5 separate regions of the Homo sapiens genome follow, and regions 2, 3, 4 and 5 are each linked to region 1. The links are chromatin loops, found by intact Hi-C in ENCODE. Cell type or tissue: MCF 10A. All regions are shown on one strand. Each heading gives the region's core, and the rest is flanking DNA. Links, peaks and the distances in the headings are about the cores only. Region 1 overlaps FBXO28 (F-box protein 28). Region 2 overlaps LOC105373281 (a long non-coding RNA gene). Region 3 has its middle 78 kb from the start of DNAH14. Region 4 has its middle 23 kb from the start of WDR26. Region 5 overlaps NVL (nuclear VCP like).

The links. Hi-C counts contacts between places; a loop is a spot of excess contacts. Peaks named below come from ENCODE experiments on the same cell type or tissue, not always from the same donor. Only the 100,000 strongest peaks of a DNase experiment are listed, where the experiment ranks them.
Region 2: a loop joins it to region 1, with 9 times the contacts of the local background. A loop is called at or near these places in 18 of 110 quality-filtered maps.
Region 3: a loop joins it to region 1, with 21 times the contacts of the local background. A loop is called at or near these places in 4 of 110 quality-filtered maps.
Region 4: a loop joins it to region 1, with 15 times the contacts of the local background. A loop is called at or near these places in 68 of 110 quality-filtered maps.
Region 5: it touches region 1 in a loop (10-fold over the local background); 2 of 110 quality-filtered maps call a loop at or near these places.

The regions. Positions count from the first base shown.
Region 1 is chr1:224,114,618-224,118,617 of GRCh38, reverse strand. All of the region lies in intron 1 of FBXO28 (F-box protein 28), which reads right to left. Among named protein-coding and RNA genes, the nearest start is that of FBXO28, 2.5 kb to the right of the region's middle. In MCF 10A, for the core only: a CTCF peak has its summit at 2,331 (motif pointing left); a DNase peak (open chromatin) is centred at 2,287.
Region 2 is chr1:223,695,538-223,701,936 of GRCh38, reverse strand. All of the region lies in intron 1 of LOC105373281 (a long non-coding RNA gene), which reads left to right. It also overlaps a transcript of CAPN2 not described here. Among named protein-coding and RNA genes, the nearest start is that of CAPN2, 14 kb to the left of the region's middle. RefSeq lists an enhancer at 5-851. In MCF 10A, for the core only: a CTCF peak has its summit at 3,550 (motif pointing left); a DNase peak (open chromatin) is centred at 3,536.
Region 3 is chr1:224,848,625-224,855,023 of GRCh38, reverse strand. No RefSeq gene overlaps it. Among named protein-coding and RNA genes, the nearest start is that of DNAH14, 78 kb to the left of the region's middle. In MCF 10A, for the core only: CTCF peaks have their summits at 1,866 (motif pointing right) and 3,356 (motif pointing right); DNase peaks (open chromatin) are centred at 1,903 and 3,353.
Region 4 is chr1:224,454,746-224,461,144 of GRCh38, reverse strand. It overlaps a transcript of CNIH3 not described here. Among named protein-coding and RNA genes, the nearest start is that of WDR26, 23 kb to the right of the region's middle. In MCF 10A, for the core only: a CTCF peak has its summit at 3,438 (motif pointing right); DNase peaks (open chromatin) are centred at 3,494 and 4,154.
Region 5 is chr1:224,297,236-224,303,634 of GRCh38, reverse strand. It overlaps NVL (nuclear VCP like), which reads left to right. Exons shown (of 23, transcript NM_002533.4): 10 at 2,972-3,073. Among named protein-coding and RNA genes, the nearest start is that of NVL, 30 kb to the left of the region's middle. In MCF 10A, for the core only: no CTCF peak of the experiment used is centred there; a DNase peak (open chromatin) is centred at 3,064.

The sequences.
Region 1 (4,000 bases), core at 1-4,000:
AGGAACTATAAATAGGTAATAGATTTAATTAGCTAAAGTGCTCTAGAGAAATATCTTGAGACAAAAGCACGTATTTATGTATTTTGTTGCTGACTGGAAAATTTCATTCCAGAAAATAGGCAAGAATTCTCAACTTAACCTTTAGTCAAATTCATGTTCTGAACCACTAATATGATTCCAATTAAAATGATAAGAGCTCCAGTTGAATCGCAGAGGAAAAAAATTGATAGTATCTCTCTAAAACATCTTTTAAAAGCCTCCTGTAGGGCAGGTAAAATTATATAATGCAGTGTTTGAAACAGGATAATTTTTTTTCCCTTTTTATATTGTACTTTAAATAAATAGAAAAAAAATTTTTTACCCTTTTTATACTGTGCAGTGGCTCACGTCTGTAATCCCAGCACTTTGGAAGGCTGAGGTGGGCGGACCACTTGAGCCTAGGAGTTTAAACTTAAGACCAGCCTGGGCAACATGGAGAAATCACATCTCCACAAAAAATACAGGAAATCAAGGCTTCAGTGAGCTGTGATCACGCCGCTGCATTCCAGCCTGGGCGACAGAGGGAGACCCTGTCTCAAAAATTAAAAATAAATAAATAAATAAATAAATAAATAAATTAATTAATTAATTAAAAAGCTCCCTATACTTGTTTTTCAGTAGGTAAGAATATAATGCTCATAAGCCAAAGTTACATAGGTTCAAAGCCTCAGCCTCCCAAGTAGCTGGGATTACAGGCGTGTGCCACCACGCCTGGCTAATTTTTTATATTTTTGGTAGAGATGGGGTTTCACCATGTTGGCCAGGCTGGTATCGAACTCCTGACCTCAAGTGATCCGCCCACCCTGGCCTCCCAAAGTGCTGGGATTACAGGCGTGAGCCACCGCACTGTAAGTGAGCCAGGATCTCACTTCTTAACCTTTGCCACTTGTTTCAGAGTCTCTCACCCACCTGCCAAGGGGGCCTGGGTGACATACTAATGCTGCATCAGCACAAATTTCTCTGTTTTACTGGAAAAACAACTCAAAGTACATGTTTTGTCATTTCAAAGGTTGTGTTCAGCCAAATAATTTTACATTGGAGGAGTTAAATATTTAAGGAGTAATTTCTGTGAAACCACCAGACTCAGGATACATCTTTTGATCAATAGTCAATGGCCAAAAAATAAAATAAAATAAAATAAAATAAATAAATTCAGGCCTAGGTGGGTGGATTGCCTGAGCTCAGGAGTTCGAGACCAGCCTGGGCAACATGGTGAAACCCCGTCTCTACTAAAATACGAAAAATTAGCCGGGCATGGTGGCGTGCGCCTGTAGTTCCAGCTACTCAGGAAGCTGAGACAGGAGAATCGCTTGAACCCCAGGAGGTGGAGGCTGCAGTGAGCCAAGATGGCACCACTGCACTCCAGCCTGGGTGACAGAGCGAGACTCCGTCTCAAAAAAAAAAAAAAAAAAATCCAATTTATTTTTATTTTTATTTTTGAGACGGCGATCTCGGCTCACGTTGTGCAACCCCTGCCTCCCAGGTTCAAGCAATTCTCCCACCTCAGTCTCCCAAGTAGCTGGGATTACAGGCACCCACCATTATGCCTGGCTAATTTTTGTATTTTTATAAAGATGGGGTTTCACCATGTTGGCCAGCTGGTCTTGAACTCCTGACCTCAGGTGATCTGCCCACCTCGGCGTCCCAAAGTGGTGGCATTACAGGTGTAAGCCACTGCGCCCAGCCAAAAATCCAATTTAATAAGGCATTCACACAGTCCCTTGGAAATCAGTTATTCATGGTAAGAGGAAGCAAAGACTATTATCAACTAAACAGTACAAATAACTGAAAAATGTTATTGTAGCAATTTCAACCTAGAGCAAATCTTTTAAAGAAAATGCAGAGTAGTAAGTACATGGATTGTGTACCTATTTATTGTCTACATTAGATGCTAAGCAAAGTTGTAACTGAGGTTCCAATAAGACAAGCAAACTGAGAAGGAAGAAAAAAAGTCCCTGAACAATACATAAACTAACTCCTACCTAACAACTGACATTTAGCTTTATGAAAACTAATTCTGTTCTTAATATTACCCCCTTCAAAGCATATCCAGCCTTAATTCCACTCAAAAATATGCTTACAATGAAGAGAACTACGTAACTTATATGTCAGATAGCAGCATACACTAAAGTCCCTTGATTTTTTGCAAACGATTCTTTAGGTATAAATGGCTACTTAAGAAGGCATGTACAGCTCACCTAGGTACTCTCTTGACTGCCAATTTCAGAAAAGATCATAATTAAATTAATGCTGACACCTAGTGGCAAAAAAGAACATCTTTCTTTTCTAACGTTACTTGAATTGTACCTTCCAAGCAAAGACACTTCCAACTCCCCACAAAGGATTATCCATTTAATCTATTCAAGAATTATCCATTAGCCTTAAGTAAAAAAAATAGTTCCCCATTACTCAAAAATCATATTTGCACATGTAAAACGGGGCAGAATCTTTTCCTGGGGGTGGGCAGTTGTACTGAAGGGACTCCTTATGAAAAATCTGAGTTTGAAATTATAAATTTATAACCTTAAAAGGCCAGAAAACTGCTTAAAAATTAAGAATGCAGCTGAATATCTCACCTGACAGAGATGTCATTTATTCATAAGTTGTGGGATGTGTTTTAACTCTAGTTAGGACAGGCTGGTTCCCCCCTCCCCACTACATTTTTTTAAAATAGTAAAATGATCAACAAACAAATAAAACTCAGTTTTTCTCAACACTTACAAAACAGAACTGTGAATATTCCAAGATTTACAAAGCCATTGTCTGGTTGAATGGTTCAATTCAATCAAATGTTATATGCCCAATTTTCCAAACACTGTATATGTACAGCGCGAATTTTGATTAAACGCCACTGTTTGTAAAAATCTGAAGGAATATTTAAGATTCTACATGAAATTCTAGAATGAAAACGTTTTGGAAATTCAGAGGCAATCAATTGTGAAATATCTATTTTCAGCTGAAGAAATTTTCCATCCTGCAGACTGGCATGGTTGAACTGCTGTGTTGACTAGAAAAAAAATTGGCCATCAGTTTGAATTAATATTTATAAGTTCTCTTTTAAAAATGTTATGATTTCCTTTAAAAATGTAATTATAATCCACTTGAAAGTGGAGGTGTATGCCTACAATATAGCATATTGAGTAATAAGAAGATGTTATACACAGCACATTCAGAAATATCTTTGTCCTCTTAAAAACAATTCCCAGCACAGATTTAGCTTCTCCATGGAATCGGTTTGCAATCACTTCAAAATGTCCACCTCCTTCAATTTCTTTACCACTTAAAGATAATTTCATTGAAAGGCAGCAAAATATCTAACTGAACTAACAATCACCACATCTTCAAACCTCTGGAGTGAAGTAAAACCCCAATGGCAAATTCATTATTTTTAAAAATCATGGACTGACCTATTGTGATTTTAAGGTATAAAGAAACCTCTCCTAAAGCAGGTGGGTGGGCGTAAATCACTAGTTAAAAATAAATTGCAAAAGAGAAAAAACCCGTCAAGGGGTAAGTTGCTTCTCTACGGTGGGAAGCGTTAGGATGAGGCAAAGCAGGAATGGTCATTTCCCAAGGCTCTACTTTAGTGGTCAATTAGGGCGCTGGGGCTAACGCTAAGTAAACACGTTCGAATTCTTCGGAACCTCTACCTGGGTTTGGGGTCACTGAGCCACCTTAGTCTACTCAATCTTCTCGAACAAGAAAACTTGGGTGGTTGGGGTGGGGAACAATTCGTTATTCTTGCAAGATAAACCAAACCTGGCTGGGATCATCTGCCTACTTCTGAGTTTTCTCCCCAAACCCAGGCCGGGGGCTGGAAGCGGCATACAAAAGGCAGGCGACATGACCTCTCCGGGTCTACTCTCGGGCCAGGCGGAAGGTGGGAAGACCAACTCCGCTACCCCTCCCGTAGAGGGCCCGCTTCCGGGCGGGGGGCAAGGAGCCCCCAAGGCGAAGTCCC
Region 2 (6,399 bases), core at 1,245-5,244, 420 kb after region 1:
CTCCTGGGTTCAAGTGATTCTCCTGTCTCTACCTCCTGAGTAGCTGGGATTACAGGTGTGCACCACCACACCTGGCTAATTTTTGTATTTTTAGTATTGACTCACCATGTTGGCCAGGCTGGTCTTGAACTCCTGACCTCAGGTGATCTGTCTGCCTCGGCCTCCCAAAGTGTTGGGATTACAGGCGTGAACCACTGCACCTGGCCTTCTTTCTTTCTTTAAAAATATTTTTTTCTTTGCTTTTTTTTTGTTTTCTCCACATAGTCGAACATCCTGGAAATTCGTTCCTTTGCGTTAGTCTCTGAGGATGGGCCAGTTAGCTACAGAGCCATCAGAGTCTGAGTGTCTGGCACCTGAGCTCCTCCTTGGCCCACAGAAAGGCTCTGCCCACCAGCTCCCCAGAGAGAATATGGAAATGCTGCCTGGGACCAAATAAGGGAATATAATGAAAGGGGCCTCAGGGCTGAGGCTGTGTTTGAGTCACATTTTAGCAAAGCGGCCACATAGCTTCTGACTCAGAGCACAAAGATTCTTCAATTCTTCATGGCAAGAATGAGACTCACAAGAGCATAAGCTCAGAGGTGGAAAGGAGGGCAGAGCTGTCTCCTCCTGTCCAGTCTAACCAAGGCAGCTAAGAAGCTGAGGCCAGAGAAGGGAGGGTCCCGCAGCCCTAGAGAGGGCCGGAGCCAGCTGGGGCTTCCAGACTCTCGGGAGAGGTCCCATCCTGCTGCCCGCTCTGCAGGCTCTGCTCAGTCTGCTTGGATGCTGCGTGTGTCGGGAGGCCCTGTCACCCTGCCCCTGACCCGGCTATGCTGGGGAGACCTCAGCTTTCTGACTCATACTCAGAAGGGAGTGTCTTAGAGGAATTTCTTTCCACTCAAGCAGTCTATGGACTGATCAAAAGTGCAAGTCATGTCAAGACATAAGTGCTCTCTAACATGTATTCTGCAATGTGGACTTGAATATAAACTGAAAAGCACAATAGTGAATAATTAGAGCTGTCATCTTGGCACGTTTTATGTAACTTCTGTGAGAGCGCGTATCACCTGGTGATACAAATATTTAGTGTCCATTTCCCCGCTAGCCCATCCATTTCTGAATGAGACACCATGTCTTTCTTGTTCACCTTTGTGATCCTGGCATAGTGCCTGGCACCTGGTGGGTGCTTGGTAAAGGTTTGTTGAACGAAGGGTCATAGGCACAAAGCGTTCCCAGGGAAAACTTGTTGGCATCTTTGATGTCAGAATCATTGATTTAGGGTGAGGGAAATGCTCCCTGGGCCCTGTGTCATGCTAAAGGAGTCCCTGAATTGAGAACTTTGAGGAGCCCAGATTTACTATCCACTAGGATTGCTTCAAATGTCTGAGTTTAGGGTGGGGTGGAGTGTACCCTCCTTTACAAGAGAACCAGAAGATTCCTCCCCCAGGGTTTAATGCTTGAATTCCTCTAGGAGAAAGATAAGAATGTTGCAGAACAGAGCTGTGCAAGCATTTCTTGTTGCTCCCTCCTCCCTCTCTCTCTTTCTCTCTCTCTCTGGGGCTGACTGGTCTGTCCCTAAGTTGTGGGTGCTGGTGCTGGTGTGGAGGGGGGATGAAGGGCCCAGGACATCTCTATGGGGTCTACTTGGGACCAGACTGGCCATCAACACACAGCCCAGCCTCTCCACTTGATTGCCACTCCTGGGGGCATTTCGGTGGACTACAAAGTGCTAGAAACCATGAAGTCCCTGGACGCCCCCTTGGCGCCCTGAGCATTCTATGTAGGGATGGGGGTGGTTGAGTGTGTTCTGGGAGTAGGGTCCTGGGGGAGGGTGGTGGTAGTAATGTGAGATTGGTGTCAAAGAAAAGAAAAAATTATTCGGTGGCACTTGTTGAGGTATGATTAGGAAGGCTTTATTCAGGACTGTTGCAATAGGCATAGGGGCCACTGCAATGGGGTTTTGCGGGGTGGATAGAGATTGGGCTCAACTCGGAATATGGCACGGCCAGGTGGGAATGCATAGCCAAGAAGCAGAGTGGGGGTCAGTGACAGATAATTACTAAGAGTAAACGTAAAGAATAAGGGGGATTCTGGCTAAACCCCCTAACCGAGTCTTGCTGAAGACAGGACAGGGTCATTGGACATCACCTAGATGGTGGAGGATGAGGAGCACAGTTAGATATTGGGGATGATCAGATAGCAAGGTGTTGAGGGGTTCTAGCTAAACTGACTTAGCAGGGTCCTCGTTAAAACTGAATTTTTCAAGGAAGTGCACAGATGGGCCTAGGAAAGGATCAGGAGGCTCACTAAAGTTTGGTCAAGCAAAGAATCTTTGTCAAGGGCCAGAAGAGGCCAGAGGTGAGGCCGAGAGGTGGGGAGGGACTAGCTGCTATAGGACCTTGTAAGGGCAATTGGAGGGGTTGGAAGTGAAGGGTGAAAGAGGTGAGTGTGGTGGTCAGGCTGGTGGGGAAGGAGTAGGGCTCTAGGCAGCTCTGGTGGAGAGGCTCCTGAGCCCCATCACAGGTGTTCCAGGGTCCATGAGAACTTCTTCTGATAGCAGGACTGTAGGCCCATGGTCCTGCTTGCCCACTCTTCAGAAGCAGGCCCTGATGGAGAAGAACTTGGCTTTTTATTTTTTATTTTTAAGAGACAAGACCTTGCTCTGTCACCCAGGCTAGAGTACAGTGGCATGATCATAGCTCACTGCAGCCTCCGTTTCCTGGGCTCAAGTGATCCTCCCACCTCAGCCTCCTCAGTAGTTAGGACTACAGGCATTTACCACCATGCCAAGCTAATTTGTGTGTGTATATGTGTGTGTGTGTGTAGAGATGGGGTCTCGCTATATTGCCCAGGCTAGTCTGGAACTCCTGGCCTCCATAATTATCCTGCCTCAGCCTCCCAAGTGTGAGCTTGGCTTTATGAAGATACAATAATTTGGGGGCTTCTCCTAGTCTATTCCCACTCACGATTTTTATTTTTATTTTCACTTTTTATGTTTTTTGAGAAGGAGTCTCGCTCTGTCACCCAGGCTGGAGTGCAGTGGCATGATCTCAGCTCACTGCAACCTCTGCCTCCTGGATTCAAGCAATTCTCCTGTCTCAGCCTCCCGAGTAGTTGGGACTACAGATGCCTGCCATCACGCCCGGCTAATTTTGTATTTTTAGTAGAGACGGGGTTTCACCATAATGGCGATGCTGGTCTCGAACTCTTGACCTTAGGTGATCCACCCGCCTTGGCTTCCCAAAGTGCTGGGATTACAGGCGTTAGCCACCGCGCCCAACCCCCACTCACAATTAAACACAGCCTGCACATGTATTTCTGCACCAACAGGTTGACAGGCTCTCATTGGAGAGAAAATAACCCGCTCCATCCTTTTGTGCAACTGGAATGATTTGTGTGTCTTGGGAAGTTTTAAAGGTCACCAAGATTTCCTGAACAACAAAAATAAGCCTGTAGTAATAAAGTTATTACACCACAATCATGCTCTTCACTGTGAGCTATAGCGGGTGGTCCTGCCCAGGCAGGTGATGACGGTAAAATGGCGCCTCCTGGGGCCCGTTTGATGTTGTATTGGCTCCACCACGTGGCAAAAAGCAGTATTGTTATTTCAAAGCAAGAAAACCCCTAATTTAGCCATGGAAAAGGAAACCTCTATTTCAAAAGGCCTTTGATGCTTTTCAGCATAAACAAGTAAAACTGGCAAAATGTCTTGTTTTGGATCTCAGGCAGTCATGACTCCAGATCCCAAAGCCCTCTGGAGTCTGATACTGAGTTCCTCATGAACTGACCCATCTATTTATGTATCTATCTGTCTATCTATCATTATTTGTGACCACACATAACGTGCCAGGCATAATGCTGGGTACTGAGGCTTCAACCGTGAACAGGATACTGTACTGTCCTTACAGAGGACATAGACAATGGGCAACAGGCCATTGCAATTCACTGTGGTAAGCGCTATGGAGACAAATTACTGAGGATCCTCACCCAGATTTGGGGAGTCTTGGGTTATTTCACTTAGCATAATATCCTCATAATATCCTCAAGTTTCATCCATGTTGTGGCACGTGACAGGATTTCCTTTCTTCCTTCCTTCCTTTTTTTTTTTTTTTTGAGATGGAGTTTTGCTCTTGTTGCCCAGGCTGGAGTGCAAAGGTGCAATCTGGGCTCACCGCCACCTCCGCCTCCTGGTTTCAAGCAATTCTCCTGCCTCAGCCTCCTGAGTAGTTGGGATTACAGGCATGCACCACCACGCCTGGCTAATTTTGTATGTTTAGTAGAGATGGGGTTTCTCCATGTTGGTCAGGCTGGCCTTGAACTCCCAACCTCACGTGATCCACGTGCCTCGGCCTCCCAAGGTGCTGGGATTACAGGTGTGAGGCACTGTGCCCAACTGATTTCCTTCTTTTTAAGGTGGAATGATATTCTATTGTCTTGGATATACCACATACACTGAGAAAGTCTTTTTACATTTAATTTTTTTTTTTTATTTTTGAGATGGAGTCTCACTCTGTCACTCAGGCTGGAGTGCAGTGGCGCAATCTTGGCTCACTGCAACCTCTGCTTCTTAGGTTCAAGTGATTCTCCTGCCTCAGCCTCCTGCGTAGCTGGGATTACAGGTGCGTGCAAACACGGACGACTCTTCTTTTTTTTTTTTTTGTATTTTTAGTCGAGATGGGGTTTCACCATGTTGGCCAGGGTGGTCTCAAACTCCTGACCTCAAGTGATCCACCTGCCTCGGCCTCCCAAAGTGTTGGGATTACAGGCACAAGCCACCACGCATGGCCAGGAAGTCTTTTTTTTGAGACAGGGTCACTCTCTGTTACCCAAGCTGGAGTGCAGTGGTGTGATCATGGCTTACTGTGGCCTTGACCTCCTGGGCTCAAGTGATCCTCCCACCTCAGCCTCCTGAGTAGCTGGGACTACAGGTGTGCACCACCACATCTGGCTACTTTGTGTATTTTTCATAGAAACGGGGTTTCACCATGTTGCCCAGGCTGGTCTTGAACTCTTGAGCTTAAGTGATCCACCTGCCTTGGCCTCCCAAAGTGCTGGGATTACAGGTGTAAGCCACCGTGCCTGGCCCTAAGGGAGGAAGTCATCAACTGGGGCCTGAGAGCTGAGTTCAATTAGTGTAAGGGTGGATGGATAGACGGAGAGAGGATAGGAAGGGGAGAGGGCTCCAAAATGACTGAGTAATTGGCTGGGAACTGAGAGAAGTTTCGGTGGCTGTAGTGTGGACTGTCAGATGAGGATGGTGATGGGAGATGGGGCCAGAGAAGAGAGCAGGTGCCGGGACACACAGGGCTTGTGAGTTCCGCGAAGGAGTTTGCCCAGTGTCCAGCAGGGGGCAGTAGTGGTGGTCTCCCCACCTTGTTCCTATGGGCTGATTTGGGCTGTGGTTCTGGCTGCGTGGCCTCTGTGTGTCTGTTTCCTCAGCCAGATCTTCTCTGAGTGGACAGCACTTCGAGAAGACCTACGTGGGATGGTTGGATCCTGGAGAGGCCTACAAGTAGCCATCGATTCAGTCCAGACACTATTTGCTCTGGAATGTGCGGGACTGGCTCACATTGGCTCCTGAGAGGAGGGAGAAAATGTGCGCAGGGCAAGTTGGAGACGTTATTTCTCAGTTTGCAGTTGGTTGGATCATGTCAGCCCATCAGGATATTTTAGCCAGGATGGAAACGAGCCTTCTAGAGCATTTAGGATGGGGATTGCCACTTGGGGAATTAAAGGCAATAATGACAAAATGAGCTTATCAGAGGACCTAGTAGGATTCTCATTCCTGTGGCTGGGTACTGTTGACAGGAGGGCAGCTTCCTGGGCACTCGAAGGCAGGAGGAACTTGACTCTGAACACGGCTAACGTCCTGTATTGTACAGCTGTGGTCATGCTGTGAAATTCTTGTGTCTTCTAGTTATATTTAGAGGAATTATATCTTTTTACTGTGTCTGTTGGTATTTTTACATCAATCACAGTCCATCTTGTAACAATAAAATAATCTTTCAAAAATGTTTTCTGTTTAAATTAGCCTAAAACTCTCCCTTTCTCTCTCTTTCTCTTTTTGAGACACGGTCTCACTCTGTTACCCAGGCTGGAGTGCAGTGGCACGATCATAGCTTGATTATATCTCACTGCAGCCTTGACCTCCTAGGCTCAATGATCCTTCCACCTCAGACTCCTGAGGAGCTGGGACTACAAGCACACACCACCATGTCCAGCTAATTTTTTTTTGTAATTTTTTGTAGAGGCCAGGTTTTGCTATGTTGCCCAGACTGATGCTGAACCCCTGAGCTCAAGCAATCCACCTGCCTTGGCTTCCCAAAGTGCTGGAATTACATGTGTGAGCCACTGGGCCCGCCCCCTAAAACTATCTCTCATTTTTCAGCAAAAAATCTGATGAGTACTAATTCCCTTTTC
Region 3 (6,399 bases), core at 1,311-5,310, 740 kb before region 1:
TATGCAACAATCCCTGAGACATGAAGATTTATGTTATTATAATAGAGTCATGTCAACATAGTCCTCCCAGGATAAAAGCCAACTCCTAAACTTACAGCAAAGCTAACAATGATGGGATAAATACACCTGTTACCAGTTTATTAAATAAGTTGGACTCTGAGGCTACATTAACCCTTAAGCCCACCCCTCCTGAAGAATTCATTATCCCTACCACTCCACCCTTGGATAGAACCTTGGATTTGTATCATAGCTTTTCTAATTACTCTTTAGTAATAACAGTTCCTCTGACTACTTACAGTTAATAAAATGTAATCTAATAAAATTAGATTTCCAGCGATTATTATCAAAACCCTAGACTCCCATTCAATCTAAATTTTCCCTCCTGCTCCAGCGTGGACCTCCCTCAGGGGTTAGACTCCTCTTTGTCTCACTCTCTACCTCCCTGGGGGCCTTTCCAGCGTGGTTCAGGGGTTTGGAGGGGAGGCATGGGACAGAAAAGGCCTTCTGGCTGTGACTGAGAGCTTTGATGGGTTTCGGAGAATGCTCTTCCTGGGGACCCCCTTCCCTGGTGTAGCTGGTCCTCCAGCTGACCATGTACAAGCTTCTCATCCCCAACCCCACCCCAGCCACTGCTTCCAACAGTGTCCCCAGTTTCTTTCTGCTGTAGACGCCTGAGCCTGGCAGAAAGGCTTTTGGGGGCAGAGTTCTTTCAGTTATTTTCAGGCTGATCCCTCAAACGCCAGAGAGCCCATGACAATGTCTCCAGGTGAGTTTTCTCTTGGTGGTTTCTTTCTCTTGAGCTGACAGAGAAGGAAAAGGCCCTCCCTCCTCAGCCCCCATGGGTGGGGCAGCGGGTGGTGCACTGCATCCTGGCAGCCCTTTCCTGGCCTCTTGAACCCCTTGATGAAACCTTTGCCTTTTCTTACATATGTGCCAGGTGGCTGATGGGATAGGGGTCAAAGCTGGTTTCATAATTTTTGCATTTATAGTGCAGCACCTGTTGTTCTTGGCCCCCAGTGCTTTTGCTAAAGCCTTAAGAGGATACAAAAAGTTGTGTTTAACATCCTGTTTCACAAACGTGACACAAAAGAGACCTTTATAAAAATAAGCAACTCAAAGGAAGGGGACAATGAAGTGATCCATGAGAGGAAAGAAAGGCATTCATAATGCTGTTTATTGGGCTATACTTTGTGTCAGGCTGTACACTAGGTTCCATGCTCAGATCACATCACTTAATCCTCACATCAACCTGCATCCTCCTGCAGTTTTACAGATGAGAAAAATGAAGTTAATACTTTTCTCAAGAACACAGGGTGACTTTCTGAATCCAAAACCCATGCACTTAACAGAAGTTGAGAGGGAGGGTAACAGCTCTATAAAAGCCATTAAGAAGAGAGCCTTAGACCCATAGAGAAGGGCATGGGCCACACTGCTTTTGAGAGTGTGATTTGGAACCCTACTGATATGTTGCGGATTCTGTAACAGACCAACTTGGCATCTTAGAAAACTGTCACATCAAGTCTAAACTCTTCTGCCCAGTTATACCATTCTTGTCATTCCCAACTAACCAACATGGCCCCTCCACTGTCACCCAAACAGTTGCTTTTTTGGCCAAGAATGCCAAACTCCCCTTCTTTTCAATGCAGAGCTTTAGTGCATGACTTACCTCCAACCAGGAAAGTTCACAATGCTTCTTTGGCAATCTATGTTTGCCATTTTATTTCAAGACCCAACTCAGAACTCACATCTTGAGTTGGTTTTACCTGATTCGTCCCATTCTCAGCATTCATTCATTCATATCTGTCCCACTTTTATGGACCAGGAATGCAGATGGGAAAAGGGGACTTACGGCCTTGCAATTTTCTTTTACTACCACTAGATGGGGACCTTATAAGATGAAATGCTGACTCAGTTGTCCAAGAAAAATCAGGAAGCATAAATCAGGCTGACGCTTGGTTTCTAAACCAGTCAAGTAAGGCAGCAGGCAGTAACATACATACATACGTACACACGTACACACGTACATACGTACACACGTACACACGTACATACGTACACACGTATATACGTACATATGTATATTCAGAACTGAATAATTGAGTAGGGGAAATGCAACTTTGCAAGAAGCTGGGACTGCCTAGATTAGGTTTGTATTATATGATCTCATGTTCAGGATCCTAGCATGATTACTATATGTAGCATATGATTACTGAATTATACTACATCATTTTCCTCATGAAGAAACCAAGACCCAAAGATGCGAAGCGATTTATCAAAGGGTAAAAACTAAAATATTAATGTCATCTTGAAACTGTTCTATTCCATTTCACGATATCTATGGTGTATTGCAGGTAACTGTAGGTAACGGTAGGCCGGAATTTAAATTTTTGGATTCATTTGAATCTCCCACATCTCTGCAACGTTCCTAGGAATAGCCATATCAGCAGCCATGACAACCGGTTTTGAGCCCTGACTATGTGTTAAGCATCATTTTAGGTGACACATTACATAACTAAATTCACGTAGTCCTCAGAAAAGGACTGTATTATCATCATTTCTATTTTTAGATGAGAAAACAGAGGCTCAGAGATGTTAACAGGCACAGAGCTGGCAAGTGAAAGCACAAGGATTCAAACCCAGATGCAGTGGAGACCAAGGTGTGCTACTGCTGACTAGCCCCACCGTCTGTCCGTACCATGCTGGACAACCAGGGCACTCCAGAAAGCCTTCTTCATGGGCTTCTGGGCTCCCAGGGATGAGCTGGGGGTGGGTTGCCTTTTGTGCCCCTCACTGAATTGAGAGAACCCCCCTCTGCTCCTTTGCCTTCGGTGCCCTAGGCTGGACCCTTTCCTGTTTAAGCAACAGAGCAGTGGGAGCGGCCCTGCTGTGCGAGCCTCTCGAGCACAGTCTGCATTCAGTCATTTGTCATGGAAACAGTGTGGGAACGGAACAGGTGATGAGCCCTTCCATCAAAGGTGTATTCAGTACCTACTGTGGCCTCCAGATGCAGAAAGTCAAAGTAGTGCCTGCCTTCGGATCCCCCAGCCCCGTGGAGGAAACATAGAACACCTCATGGCAGTGAGCTGAGAGGACTCAGGAGGAGTGAGGGGCTGAAAGGCCAGGGCAGGGACGGGCTGAGCTGCTGCTTAGAGGGTGTCCCCGTGTTGCTACTGCCCTCCTAGCTCCTCTCCACTCCTTTGCTTTGGTCCCCAGCTAAGGGCCAGAGTGCACTTCTATCAACTTAGAATATAACAATAATCATTAAACACCATGTGGTGGCCTGAGAAGGAGTCTCAAAGTGTCTTGACCTGCCTTTTTTCCCGGGCTTGCCGAGCATGGATCCACATCACCAGCAGAGGGCACTATGCCAGAGCTGGCTCTGTTGAGGGCATCAGCAGAAAGTCCTCCAAGCTGGCACCTTGTGTTTATGCCCATTATAAAACACTGGACTTCAAGGCTCTTGTCCATAGCTCGCTTTGGGACAGTTAAACTAACAGTGCTTTACAGAGTTAGGCTGGCCTACCTTGGGAGGCACAGTCCCCACCCCCTTGTTTATTGGCAGCTGTCACTGACCAGCATAGGTCAGTACTGAGCACTCTGAGCAAGTTACCTTTTCTCATGCTCTCAGCCACCCTGGAGCAGGTGGGTCTGACTGTGGACACCTTGGAACGACCCCCATTCCAAGCCTGCACTGGATGGGCAGTGCTTAGGGCCTCACTTCTGTAACTACTGAAGGCTCAAACATTCCTTTTGGTCACCAACCCTTGTAGTGTGGTCAGGAAGAGAGATGCTGCGACCATCCCAGAGGAGCGGCCAAGGTCTGAGCTCTGAGATGCACTCCATGTCTCTACGCGCCGCTCCTCCAACAGCCACCTCAGGAGAGCATATCTTGGCAGGACAACCACAGTGACCTCTACCCTTGGTGCTAGGACCCAAGAGCTTCCCTTGCAGGAGCTGACATTAGACAGCACGAGGATGGTGCTTTCAGCCAACTTCTCAGCACCCACTCCTCCAAACACTGGGCTGCATGCTGGGGTGCAGAGGTGAAATGGCCTAGTCCCCATTCTGGAGCTCAGTCTGAGGTTGAAAAGGGTGACAACTCAATGAATTGAACATTTATTTGTGTGAATATTTGCTCATCAATCTAAAAGCCACAAACACTGACTATTTATTGTGCTCTGCCCCAGATTTGCTCTCAGCTTAACACAGTGTCTGCATGTAGATACCTCTCAATACATGGTCCCTGAACAAATAAATATCAAAACAAGGCAAAGGAGGTAGCACCCTCTGCTTATGTTCATACCACAGATTCACAACCAAAGAAAATGTGTTTTCTCTACCTTTAAGGCATTCAGGGCATTTAGAAGCAGAGTGTGAGGGCGCATGTGTGTGGTCTGATGGTCCGATGATGATGAAAGCTCCTGGCTCATTTCTCTTCACACCAATGGGATGCCTGTGGTTAGGGGGGCATCTTCCCCACTGGGAAAACCTACTACCCTCACAGCCAGATTACTGTTTCCAGTTCACCAAAGTGATCCAAATACAATATGGAAACTCTGTGTGTGCTTTTGAGCTTCAATGATACAGTAGGCAAAGACCCTTGCTACCTGGGCCCCATCTCAACCGTGTGTGTGGGTGCAATAACATGGTGACCCCTCAGTCGTCAGACACAGATTTCAAAAAGGCAGCCATCAGGTAAGATCTGTAGGTAAATGCTTCAGAGGAGAGCACCTTCAATCTAGCACCAGATGATAAGTGTAAAGATGGTATCATTCATTTTGGAAAATGACCATGTCAACAAGGAAGATGCTTTTTTTTTTTTTGAGACGGAGTCTTGCTCTGTCACCCAGGCTGGAGTGTAGTGGCGCGATCTCAGCTCAATGTAACCTCCGCCTGCCTGGTTCAAGTGATTCTCCTGACTCAGCCTCCTGAGTAGCTGGGATTACAGGGGTGCACCACCATACCCGCTAATTTTTGTATTTTTAGCAGAGACGGGGTTTCACCATGTTGGTCAGGCTGGTCTCGAACTCCTGACCTCATGATCTGCCCACTTTTGAATTATGATCACTGACTCATTCTCTCATTCTCTTCTCTTTTAAAAATTTTTTAAATTGACAAGTAAAAATTGTATGTATTTATGGTGTACAACTGTTACCAGAAAGGAGTCCTAATCCAGATCCCAAGAGAGGGTTCTTGGATCTCGTGAAAGAAGGAATTTGAGGTGAATCCGTAAAGTGAAAGCAAGTTTATTAACAAAGTAAAGGAATAAAGAATGGTTACTCCATAGGCAGAGCAGCACCAAGGGCTGCTGGTTGGCCATTTTTATGGTTGTTTCTTGATTATATGCTGAACAAGAGGTGGATTATTCATAAGTTTTCCAGGAAAACAGTGGGCAATTCCCAGAATTCAGGGTTCCTCCTCTTTTTAGACCATATAGGGTAACTTCCTGACGTTGCCATTGCACTTGTAAACTGTCATGGTGCTAGTGGGTGTGTCTTTTAGCATGCTAATGCATTATAATTAGTGTATAATGAGCAGTGAGGGCGACCAGACGGTCACTTTTGTCACCGTCTTGATTTTGGTGGGTTTTGGCCGGTTTCTTCACCACAAACTGTTTTATCAGCAAGGTCTTTATGACCTGTATCTTGTGCTGACCTCCTATCTCATTCCATGACATAGAATGCCTAACCACCTGGAAATGAAGCCCAGTAGGTCTCAGCCTTATTTTACCCAGCCCCTACTCAAGATGGAATAGCTCTGATTCAAAGCTTCTGACACAACATGATGTTCTGACATATGTATACAATGTGGAGTGGCTAAATCAAGAATTTAACATATGTATCACCTCACATACTTATTTTTTGTGGTGAGAACACTTAAAATCTACTCTCTTAGCAATTTTCAAGTATATATTATTATTGAGACAGGATCTCCCTCTGTAGCCCAGGCTGGAGTGCAGTGGCATGACCACAACTCACTGCAGCCTCAATCTCACCAAGCTCAGCTGATCCTGTTACCTCAGCCTCTTGGGTAGCTAGGTCTACAAGTGCATACTACCATGCCCGGCTAATTTTTGTATTTTTTTTGTAGAGACAGGGTTTCACCATGTTGCTCAGGCTGGTCTTGAACTCCTAGGCTCAAGCGATCCTCCTGGCTCAGCCTCCTAAATCCCAAGTGCTGGGATTACAGGCATGAGCCACCACATCTGACCCAATATATTATTCTTAACTGTGGTCACCATGACATATGATTGCTCTTTTGAACTTACTCCCCCTAACTGAAACTTTGTACCTTTTGATCCATTATCTCCCCTTTCTCTATCCCTGCCAATCCCTGCCTCATCCCCTAGTAATCAACATTCTACTCTCTGCTTCTATGAGTTCAACTTTTTTAGATTCC
Region 4 (6,399 bases), core at 1,440-5,439, 340 kb before region 1:
TGTAGTCCCAGCTACTCGGGAAGCCAACGCACAAGAATTTCTTGAACCCAGGAGGTGGAGGTTGCAGTGAGCTGAGCTCGCCCCACTGCACTCCAGGCTGGGTGACAGAGTGAGACTCCATCTCAAAAAAAAAAAAAGAAAAAATTAAATTTAAATAAAATATACAATGAATTAAGGGTAAAGTCATAATAAAAACAACTGGCTGGATGCAGTGGCTCTCGCCTATAATCCCGGCTACTCACAGCTACTCAGGAGGCTGAGGTGGGAGGACTGTTTGTGCCCAGGAGTTTAAGGCCATAGTGAGCCATAGTCACGCAATTGCACTCCAGCCTGGGTGACCAAATGAGACCACATATCTAAAAAAAAAAAAACCCAAAAAACCTACCACATGATCTAGCATTCTACTGCTGGATATATACCCAAGAATAACACAAAGGCACATACACAAATGTTCAGAGTAGCTTTATTTTAATAGCCAAATATTGGAAGTGATCCAAATGTCCATCGACAGGTGAATGGATTAAACAAACTGTACAGATGTGGTATATCCATACAATGGAATGTTATTCATCAATAAAAAGAAAAGAATTGACACACACAAGACACAAGAATCTAAAAAATAATTATGCTGCGTGAAAGAAGACAGACAAAAGAAGAGCACGTACTCTATGATTCCATTTATATAAAACTTAAGAAAATGCAAACGAATCTGCAGGGACAGAAAGCAGTTCAGTGGCTGCCAGAGAGAGGGTTTTCTCAGGGGGAAGAGGCCTAAGAAAACTTTTGTGGGTGATGGATATGATCCCCCTGTTGATTGTGGTGACAGTTTCACAGATGTAAACATATGGCAAAACTTATCAAATTATCCACTTTAAATATAAGCAGTGTATTGTATATCAATTATACCTCATTGTGGCTGTTTTAAAAAGATGACTCCAAGCTTAAGAAAGATAAACCAGGAGGGGTAGATCATGCCTGTAATCCTAGCACCCTGGGAGGCCGACGTGGGTGGATCACTTGAGCAACCTGGTCTTAAGCTCAGGAGTTCGAGAGCAGCCTGGGCGATATGACAAAACCCTGTCTCTACAAAAAGTACAAAAGTTAGACAGGTGTAGTGGCATGGGGCTGTAGCTCCAGCAACTCTGGGGGCTGAGGCAGGAAGATCGCTTGAGCCCAGGAAGTTGAGGCTGCAGTGAGCTGTGCACATACCTCTGCACTCTGGCTGGGTGACCAAGCAAGACCCGGTCAAAAAAAAAAAAAAAATAGGGGTTCCATGACTCTAACAACCCCTCCCCGCCCAGGGTGTGCAGGGGAACTGAACCAAGAGCCTCATTCCTGGCCTTGCTTTTTCTGAGCTCAGGCCCAGGGCTTTGCACAAGCTCAAATGTGCATTTTACAAAGGCAATCAGAGCAGCCTGTCTCTCCTCTCTGATACTTCTGGGCCCTCCACATCGCTACCCCCATATTTAAACGGAAGCTAAGAGACACTACTATCTATGTGCTTATGAAACCCCAGCTTCACTCCACCCCCACCCTGGGAAAGACTTCAAATTCAATAATTCTAAGGAGAAAGATAAGCACAAACAGATCTATTTTATTCCGTGTACAAAGTTCTAACAGAAGAAATGCCTCGCCCAAGATAGAAGTTGTTATTTCTTTCTTTACTGAGAGGTATTTGCCCCTTTGCCATAGTATAGATGAGAACAGGAAAATACTTGGGATATCGCTGAGGGTCACGTTATCTGTTATAATGAGGTTTGGCTCCATGGAATAGAAAAGTTGTTTTCATACTGCAAGGATTTCTTTTCATCACTTTGTTAAAGACCCGGAATAAACAGTCAGGAACTGTTTTGGCAGCTCTGTGAAGTCATCAGGGTTTCGGCCTTCTGTTTCCTCCAGCATGTGACATCCATCCTCAAGGTCACATGATGTCTGCTGAAGACTTGATCTAAGCAGTAGAAGGAAGAAAGAGGGGAAGGCAAAGAGAGGGGCCCTGGATGTCCTAGAAGATAAAAGCCAGGCTACCAGAGAGGAAGTCAGGTGTTTGGCCATTTGGAGTCAAACAGATAATAGACACTGGAACCAATCCTGGGATGGCATTTAGGCACCTTGGAGGGTGTGCCCTAAGAGAGCTGATCACTGGAGCTGAACAGGGCCTCTGGGTACAAGGACCACATAACAGTATGGTGCTTAAATTTTCCCCTTTTCTTGAAAAGTTGCTGCAAAGCGCTCCCCTCCTAAGTTCTGGCCCCGTCTTTCCGGGACTGTATTAGAAGTGCAAGCAGGGCCTCTCCTAACTGTGGACCAAACAGGCACTGGGAGACCCCACTGACACTTTCCCTGAATACCTCGCATCTTCCTCTGAGCACTCAGCTACCCAGTGTGTCTGATACCCATGGTGATTTGGGTATGTGGGTGGATCCAAGCAAGACAAAAGTTTGCTGTTCCTGAACACACACTTGAAAAGTGGTAAGGTCTCAACAAATTCATAAAAGTGAGTTCAGTATGTTATCATTAGGGGGAGTAGTAGGAAAGTGGTAGGAGGTCTGTTCAACAGTGGAAGGTTGGAATCAGACAGTAACAGCCACAGAGAAGGTAGTCAAAGGGTGGTTGCTGTCATCAGACCAGGCTCTCCTGCCCACCAACCGCAGGCCACAATCCCAGCCCTTCTCTCTGATGTCAGGAGCTGGGGAGCATCTGCCTTGCCAAGCCTTGTGCGATCGGCTCCTGGCAGCCTCACACCTGGTAGGATGAGGGACGGGGAGTGAGCCAGAGCCCCTCTGCTAAGCATAACTTTGGTAAGTGGGCAGCCTGCCCCTGAAGAATCAATACTGACAGAGCACTGCTGCCTTCCCTGCTGACCACACAGGGACTACGGGACCTTTCTCGGCTTTGGCACCCTAGCCACACGATGCCCCAGAACCAGTTTCTACTCAGCTCTGGGCTCTCCCACCACTGTCAGTGAATGAGATCAGAGTGAATCCAGCCGTACGTCACTCCTTAATACATTCAAAAGCACAGAGGACGTCCCTGGATGCAAAATCAGGAGAGGGTAGGAGCCCTGGAAGGGAATATCCTGCCCAAGTGCAGTACTTCACTATAATTATTACAGTAATACACTATTTCTGTTTAAGACCATTTCAAAGGGCACTAACTGGCATAAAGTAAAATAAGTCTGCTTCCTCCCCACACCTAGCTGCACTCTCTAGGGACCACCATGTATAGCTTCTGGTATACCTTTCAGAAATTTTCTATCCTAGTGTATTCTGTTGAATGCATGTGCAAGGATTTTACTTATAGATCATTCAACTAACAATAATCACTAATTTATAAAATGCATATTATTGACACTGACATTGGAGGTGGAAAAACAACTAAAAATGATAAAAGTGAACGTTTAATTCTTCCAGAGTGCAGTTTTTGAAATGACCACCAGGTGTCAGAGTTATCAACAGTAATCCCCAAATTACGACTGGAAAGTTACAAGAACAGAAAAGTGCCTGGCTGGAAATGAGACCGCGAGATTCCTCCCTTAACAGGATTCCTTGGCCCTTTGGCCCAATATTTCGTCTACTTAGTGTTGCAGGGAGGGAGGAAGGGAAGCTACAGACAAAAAAAAAAAAAAAAAAAAAATCCCCAGACCACAGATTCCCATTCAGTTGGGTACCCTTTGATCTTTAGAGAAGCTCTGTGAAAGCACTGTTAAATTTTACATGGGAAATGTAAAGGCTAGGCAGAGTCAGTCCTCCTACAGCTGCAAGGCTACTTTTGGAAGCCAGAGCTATCTCCTTCCTTCAGTAGGGGCGGAGAACAGAAGAGGACACGGACACACACACACACACACACACACACACACACACACACACACAGAGAGAGAGAGGAGGGCTCAGCTACGGCCATCCTTGTTTTAAAAGGGAAAATCCAATTCTGTTTGTAGGAGCACCTCCTAGTTTACCACCACCATCTCTTACTCACTTCCCACTGACTCCTCACATGCACTTCCTCTACCAGGCCTGACCTGCCTGCTGTCCTGAGCTGCTGACCTAGAAACATTCGACCTCCATGCTTGAGAGCAGGGTGTGGACCGTCTCCCCTCGCCACATCCAGGCTGTCGTCCAGGGGCAGTTACACCACCCTTCCTCCAGGGCAGAGGCCTGAGCGGGGTGGCCTTGCTGCTCCCACGCCCTGGCACCACATGCCTAGCTCTTGTAGAGCCAACATACCATGGAGGGCTCCAGGCGACTCCCACACAAGCCTCTTCCTGTATCTTCTTGGATCACTGATACCTGCACTGGCAGACCAGGAGAGTGAAGCAGTTACGACAAGGCCTTGTGCAAGGAGGGCACGAGAATGGCACAAGTGGCTGCAGAGTGAGCTAATGTCTTCCCTGGGAGGGCACAGCTGAAGAGTGTCAAAAAGACAGGGGGAATCTTTGGCCGGGCACAGTGGCTCATGCCTGTAATCCCGGCACTTTCGGAGGCCGAGGTGGGAGGATCTCATGAGGCCAGGGGTTTGAGACCAGCCTGAGCAACACGGTACAATCCTATCTCTACAAAAAATACAAAAATTAGCTGGGTGTGGTGGCACGCACTTATTGTCCCAACTGCTTGGGAAGCTGAGGTGGGAGGATGGCTCGAGCCCGGGAGGTCCAGGCTACTGTGAGCCGTGACTGCACCACCGCACTCCAGCCCAGGCAACAAAGTGAGACCCTGTCTCCAAAAAACACTTAAAGAAAGAAAAGAAAGGGGAATCTTTACATGTCCCATTGGCACTTGTCTAGGCTGCTCCCTGGACCACATCTCATGTCTGAGCTATGGGGCTAGGGAAGGGATCAGACAGGATTCAGACCCCCTACACACTGGAGCTTTTTGTGGATGGAACGTTGCTATGCAGAACAATGCAGAGCTTGTGAAAAGAAGCAGGAGGTGGTGTGAGGAGAGGGGAGCAGGGAAGAAAAGAGTGCCCTCTTCATGGACCATATTATGCATGTTTCAATCCTACTTGAGATGTGACTTCCACGATTTCTGACAGATTAAGGTGACCTTTTTATGTGAGTTGAGTAACCACATCTGCTAAACTGGCACATCCCATATTCACCACATGAAGCAACAGTAATTACTTTAGTCACTATACACTTTAAATGCTATATATAGAGAATTTAAAATGATACACCTGTGGTGCCACAAATATAATGTCAGTTATTATTAAAACACTGGTAGTATTCATATTCAATATGACAATACACTATGTTTGATGTTTCAAACATAAGGTTCAAGCCAAATGCTTCATATAAAAATATCAAGGGGTAAAACAATGTTTATACCTGGACCACCATTCATTTACCATGACTGATATAGTAACTGTTGCTTTAATGTGGCCGACACAGGTTTGGCAACTGAGATTTTCCTCCATTATCTTATAACACATAAGGGGTACAGAACAGAAAGAACCTCTCATAATGCTATTCCTATTATATCCCCTTCCTGAGTAGGGTCAGACTAAGCCTTGGGCAGGGACCACCCAGCATCACCCTCATCTACACTGGGTGTGTCTACCTCAAGGAAGGGTTAATAATGGGCCTCCCCTCTGGGCACTGAACTCACTGTTTGGTGACATTTGGATAATCCTGGGTCTACTAGATTCCTGGTAAGTCAAAGAACATTCCAAACCTCTCCAAAGTCTTCCTATCAGTCACAAGTTCTACTTCATTAGGCCATTCAGATGGTAAGGGTTTCACAAGGCCAAGACAGACTTCACTGGTCTATGTGTATCCTGAGGATGGGGTGGTGAGAGGAGGAGGAGGGTGGATTCAGGCCCCCACCTCACTCATTCAAATACAGATGGTCCCTGACCTATGATGGTTCAGCTTACAATTTTTCAACTTTATGATGGTGTGAAAGCAATACACATTCAGTAGAAACCATACTTTGAGTACCCATACAACCATTCTGTTTTTTTACTTTCTGTACAGTATTCAATTACATAATATTCGACATTATTATATAATAGGCTTTGTGTTAGATGATTTTGCCCAACTGTAGGCTACTGTAGTGTTCTGAGCACGTTTAAGGTAGGCTAGGCTAAGCTATGAAGTTCTGTAGGTTAGGTGGATTAAATGCATTTTCGACTTACAATATTTTCTACTTACAATGGGTTTATTGAGATACAAACCTACTGAAAGTCAAGGAGCATCTCTGTACCTGCTTGCCACCACCCCCTCCAGGTTATTCATGCTTTAAGTAGGTGAGTCAGAGGAGGTGGGTGGTTATATTTGGTTTTGCCATGTGTATGGTATCCTAATGACAGTGACTCCTCCCTCTAGTTAATCCTTCCACAAGCGACTCCACCTCCAAGCCCTGCACTCAGCCAGGTAAAATGCCTAACTGAAAATCTCCGGTC
Region 5 (6,399 bases), core at 1,380-5,379, 180 kb before region 1:
ATGGCATTCTTCAGGAAGAGAACATAGTCATTGGAACTGATCCCTTTGTTATCATGCTGGTATTATTTGTGGAATTTATTCATTTAGTTTATTTATTGTTTCTCACGAGCAACTTGAGGGATTTTTTTTTTTAATGTATGTAATTGTTTATATGGCAAGAGTTAGATAAAAAGTAAAATAATACAGTTTTTTTTTTTTTGGAGACAGAGTCTCACTCTGTCACCCAGGCTGGAATGCAGTGTCGTGATCTTGGCTTACTGCAACCTCCGCCTCCCGGGTTCAAGCAATTCTCCTGCCTCAGCCTCCCCAGTAGCTGGGACTACAGGCATACGCCACCACGCCCGGCTGATTTTTTGTATTATAGTAGAGACGGGGTTTCACCCTCTTGCCCAGGCTGGTCTTGAGCTCCTGAGGTCAGGCAGTCCACTTGCCTCAGCCTCCCAAAGTGCTAGGATTACAGGTGTGAGTCATCGCACCCGGCCATAATAATACGGTTTTAAACAAACCTTTTTATTAACACATAGCTTACATTTTAGTTACTTTGCTTTCCCTTTAACCCAATAGTTATTTCAGTTTACTTATTTTTTTGAGACAGAGTTTCACTGTCACCCAGGCTGGAGTGCAATGGTGCAATCATGGCTCACTACAGCCTCAACTTCCCAGGCTCAAGTGGTCCTCCCACCTCAGCCTCCCGAGTAACTGGAAACACAGACACATACCACCACGCCCAGCTTATGTTTTTGTTTTTTTGTAGAGACGAAGCCCACTATGTTGCCTGGCTGGTCTTAAACTCCTGGCCTCAAGCAGTCCTCCTGTCTCAGTCTTCCAAAGTGCTGGGATTACAGGCATGGGCCACTGCACCTGCCCTCCCAGTGGTTCTAAGGAGCAGTAAAATAAGAAAACTAGGGTTATATTATTTTTCATATAGCTAAATTTATTCAAAATTTTTATTTAGAGTCATGTTCTTATACTTTTTAGTTTTAAAATAATTCTTTCTAAAATGGTAATAATAGACACTTACTTTGAGAAATTAAAAGTTAGCAATCTTATTTTAACCCTCTCAGATTTTTCAGAAACTGTAGGGGACAGTAATGTAAAATATCCGAGTAACTTCGATTAGAAAAATAGCATGCTCGCCGGGCGCAGTGGCTCATGCCTGTAATCCCAGCACTTTGGGAGGCCGAGGCATGTGGATCACCTGAGGTCGGGAGTTCAAGACCAGCCTGACCAACATGGAGAAACCCCCATCTCTACTAAAAATACAAAATTAGCCGGGTGTGGTGGCGCATGCCTGCAATCCCAGCTACTTGGGGGCTAAGGCAGGAGAATCACTTGAACCTGGAGGCGGAGGTCGCGGTGAGCCAAGATCATGCCATTGCACTCCAGCTTGGGCAACAAGAGCCAGACTCTATCTCAAAAAAAAAAGAAAAAAGAAAAATAGCATGTTATACCAAGCGCTAATACAATAATGTTCTATGAAAGAAAATCATTTGTAAAGGGGGACTTGATTGGTTTGCTTCATTTTTGTTTAATAATTCCATTACATGACTGACTACTGCATGCCAGACTTTGGAATATAGTGTTAAGTACCACAATCGTAGTTCTAATATGAGAGAGACATTAAACAGTCATTCATATAAATAAATGCTGTACATAATAATGACTATAATAAATGGAAGACAAGAAGAAGTGCAAAATGGTATGTGGTATGTTAGGATTCCCAAATTAGAGTTGGGTTCAAGGAAGGTATGGTTGAGGAAGTGAAATTTCAAGATAAGCACAAGAATGGGAGAACAGTAGTCTCTCTTCTCTCTTTTTTTTTTTTTTTTTTTTTTTGAAACAGATTTTCTCTCTGTTGCCCAGGCTGAGTGCAGTGGCATGATCACAGCTCACTGCAGCTTTGACTTCTCAGGCTCAAATGATCCTCCTGCCTCAGCCTCACAGGTAACTGGGACTGCAGGCATGCATCAGCATGCCTGGCTAATTTATTATTTTTTTAGAGGTGGGGTCTCACTGTGTTGCCCAGGCTGGTCTCAAACTCCTCTCAAAGTGCTGGGATTACAGGCATGGGCGTCCACACCTGGCCTCTTCTTAAAGAGTCTCCCTCCTCTGACTAGTAACTGGCTACTCTCTGGGTTAGGATTTGGAGAAATACTAGCAGAATGTGTGGGAAACATCTGTGTCACAACCCTTGCTATTTTCTCCTTAGCAGATGGGTAAGAATTGTTTTGATAGGCCAGGAATGGTCACTCCTGTATCCCCAGCACTTTGGGAGGCTGAATTGGGAGGATGGCTTGAGGCCAGGAGTTTGGGACCAGCCTGGGCAACATAGTGAGACACAGTCTCTCCAAAAAAAACGAAGAATTGCTTTGGCTCAGCCCTAAGTGGGGATAACATACCTCTTGAAAGTCAAGACCCTTTATTCAGAAAAGATAATAGAATTTTATAGTGACATGTATAAAATAAAAACAAGTTGAAGGTATCCACTTAAATGTGTTTGCATGAAACCGTTGATTTTTTTTTTTTTTGAGATGGAGTTTTGCTCTTGTTGCCCAGGCTGGAGTGCAATGGCGCGATCTCGGCTCACTACAACCTCCGCCTCCCAGGTTCAAGCAATTCTTCTGCCTCAGCCTTCCCAAGTAGCTGGGATTATAGGCATGCACCACCATGCATGGCTAATTTTTGTATTTTTAGTAAAAATGGGGTTTCTCCATGTTGGTCAGGGTGGTCTCGAACTCCTGACCTCAGGTGATCCGCCCACCTCAGCCTCCCAAAGTAGTGGGATTATAGGCCTGAGCCACCATGCCCGGCCAAAACCATTGATTTTCAAATAGTGTTTTTCACTGGGCCAACATAAAAAGATGAAGTTCCTCAGGAAACTAGCTATTTAAAAAATTTGAGGGGACTGGATAAGAAAAAGTAGGGAAATTAAAATTTGAATATTTGGTTATTCTTTTATGTGTCTGCATAGGAACTTGACCTGCCAATTTTGAAAGTGGCTGCTCCAGAGATTGTGTCTGGAGTATCCGGAGAGTCTGAGCAGAAGCTGAGAGAACTATTTGAGCAAGCTGTGGTGAGTCAGTTAATGACTAATGCCAGGTGGTCAGACGCTACCAGCTTATATTAAAGATCCTGCTTTTTCTGATGCTAGTATTTGTTAACCCACTCACTGGCCATTCTTTTATTAATATAAACATGGTAATTTGCTATGCATGATGGCTAAATATTTAAAGTAGATTTAGTGATACCAGCTGTTGGATAAATAACCCTTTTCATTTGAAATCAAACATAAATGTAATTGGTGAGAAATTCTGGGCCGTCATACCCTGTAGTCATATGTTGAAAATATATTATCCTTATGATATTTTCCACTCACTTTTACTTTCCTCAACTTAAGTTTGGCCAAAAAAAACTTGTAAGCAATGTAAAAATTGTTATTTAGGCTATTATAAAAGCAACCATAAAAATACCAGAATAAATTCTGTCATTCCTTACTAGTAAACTAGGGCAATAATAATACCCAAATCTCACGTGGCTATTGAGAGTATTAAATGAGAGAATTCTTATAAAACCTTCGATATGGTGCCTTGCACACAGCACAAGCCCTGTAAATATTAGCTGTAAGATTATTCACACTTGAACAAATATCACTGTGTTTAAAACTAAAAAATGGTGAAAAGTTTATGTCATTATTAGCAATGACAATATATAGTAGCTGATGAATATCCAATACAACTGTTAGAAGCCTGTGTGAAATTAGAAGAGAAATTATATTTAAGCAGTAATTGAGAAAAAAAAAACATTTTAAATAACAAGAATGGGTAGGCCATCTACTTAGTTATGGTGCGGGCTGACGTTGAAAAAGCTGTGGGCAACACTAGGAGGATAAAGAGAAAAAAGGTGGAAAGGGCAGAGTGCAGAGCAAAGCTGAACTTTCTCAGGTGCTACCTGTTTTCCAAAACGCGGTGGATTCCATTGTTAAATTGGCACGCATAGCCAGAGACAAGTAGTAAATTTTGTGCGTATGGTAAACACGATGAATAAGGATAAGAGGCAAATGGCATCTTTAGGTTGTTAGTTCTGTGTTTAAACCTCTCACTAAACCAGTACTGAGCCAGTACAGTACCTCACAGTAGATGCTCAGTAAATATGTGGCCTAGCACCCCGCTTTTCCTGGTCCCCTCTTCGCTAATGAGAATGAGTCCAGTAAAGCATGTGGATCAGGAAACAAAAAGGTGAAATCCAATCAAGTGATACTTGGTTGAAAACTATGCTTTCTTTAGGCCACATTCTGATGACCATCATTTATTCTTTTTTTTCCCCCATTCAACTTTCCAGGTCACTGACAAGTACTGATGTGCTTGTTTTCTGGTGCTTTTGGCCTCTGTAATTTTACTCCTTTGTAACTGGGTAATATATCTAGCAGTCATAGGCGTCTTTTGCAAACATTGTCATAAGGATGATTAGGGAAGAGATCCAGCTAGCGATAAGCTAAATATCTTTCCCTTTAAGATGTGGTTGTTCCCATGGTTTTGAGATGCCTTAAGCGACGCTGACAGCCTTACTTAGCATAATCACTGTCACTCCTAACCATTGAGTAACTGATTGAGTAAAATGATTTAGATTGTAAATCTAGATAATTTTCTTCAATTTTTTTCATTTTAACTGATCCTTATCTCTTTTTTGTGGTAAAATATATATAACAGAATTTACCATTTTAAACATTTTTTTAAGTTTTTGTAAATTATTTTATGTCTTCCATGATGATTTAGAGGGACTATCTTCAAACCAGTACAGATATTTCATAAATAATACCTGGCTGTTTTCTAACCAACTGAGTAATTTGTTGCATAATAAGCCACCTCACATCTTTCAGCAAGAAATACATTAAATTTGAATAGTAAAGATATTACACAATGAATTAGGACAACAATTTAAATTTGCTTTAAATGTTTCTTTGCGGAAGAGGACACTACACTTCTACTCAATGAAGAGAAACATTTTTACAGTCCAGAGGTCTTTTATTACCACCTATTATGCCATGAATTCACAGGGAAGAGGCTCCAGCAGTTCAGGCTCCTTCCTATTGGTTCTCAGAGTGCACTTCTCTGGGTGGAGCATGCTGACACTTTCCCTTTGGTTTCCTTTTTCTGATCATTTTCCTCCATGTGTTTCAGAAAGCTACCTCGGCTCCTAGAATGCTTAATGTGCTCAATATGCACGTTGATTCTCGCACACATTGATTCTCTTGGCAAGAATCTTGCCCTTAACTTGTTTCTTTACAACAATGCCAGCAGCATGCTGGATAACGTTATAGACTCTTCCAGTTTTGTGGTGGTAACACTTGTGGGACATTCCTTTTTGAACAGTACCCATTCCCTTGATGTCTACAGTATCACATTTCTTTTTCTCTTCTCTTCTTTTCTTTTTTGAGACAGAGTCTCGTTCTGTTGCCCAGGCTGGAGTGCAGTGGGACAATCTCAGCTCACTGCAACCTCTGCCTCCCGGGTTGAAGCAGTTCTCTTGCCTCAGCCTCCCAAATAGCTGGGATTACAGGCATGCACTACCCACCAGCTAATTTTTTTTTTTTTTTTTTTTGAGATGGAGTATCTCTCTGTTGTCCAGGCTGGAATGTCTCAGCTCACTGCAGCCTCTGCCTTCCAGGCTCAAATAATTCTCCTGCCTCAGCCTCCCGAGTAGCTGGGATTACAGACATGCACCACCACACCTGGCTAGTTTTTGTATGTTCAGTAGAGACGGCGTTTTGCCATGTTGGCCAGGCTGGTCTTGAACTTCTGACCTCTGGTGATCTACCCGCCTTGGCCTCCCAAAGTGCTGGGATTACAGGCATGAGCCATGGCGCCTGGCCTACAATATGACATTTCTTATAGATTTGCATACATATAGCCAAAGGAACAGCTCCATGTTTTCTGAACGGCCTAGAGAACATCTCTCAGGTGCCTCTCCTCTTTCTCTTTGTGTTCATCATTTTGGTGAATTACTGGAAGATGGCAGTTCCAACTGAAAAGGCCATTTTAAACATTTTTAAGTGTACAATTCTGTGGCATTAAGTACATTCATATTGTTGTGTTATCATTACCCCCATCCATTTCCAGAATGTCTTCATGTTCCCAGACAGTAAGTCCCCATTCCTCTCTCCTACCAGTCCCTGGCCATCACCACCATTCTACTTTTTGTCTTAATGAATTTGACTACTCTCGGTAGCTGATCCTTACATCTTAACTTATTCTTTCTGAACCGTGTCTAGTTTATTTCTTAAAAACAAAAAAACTGGAGGTGATCTTTACACTGATGTATTAGAACTTTACCATCCTTCCTTATTCAGTGTAGCCTTTAAAATAAGCTTCCGGTACTTTTCAGTGTGGATGCTGGGAAAGT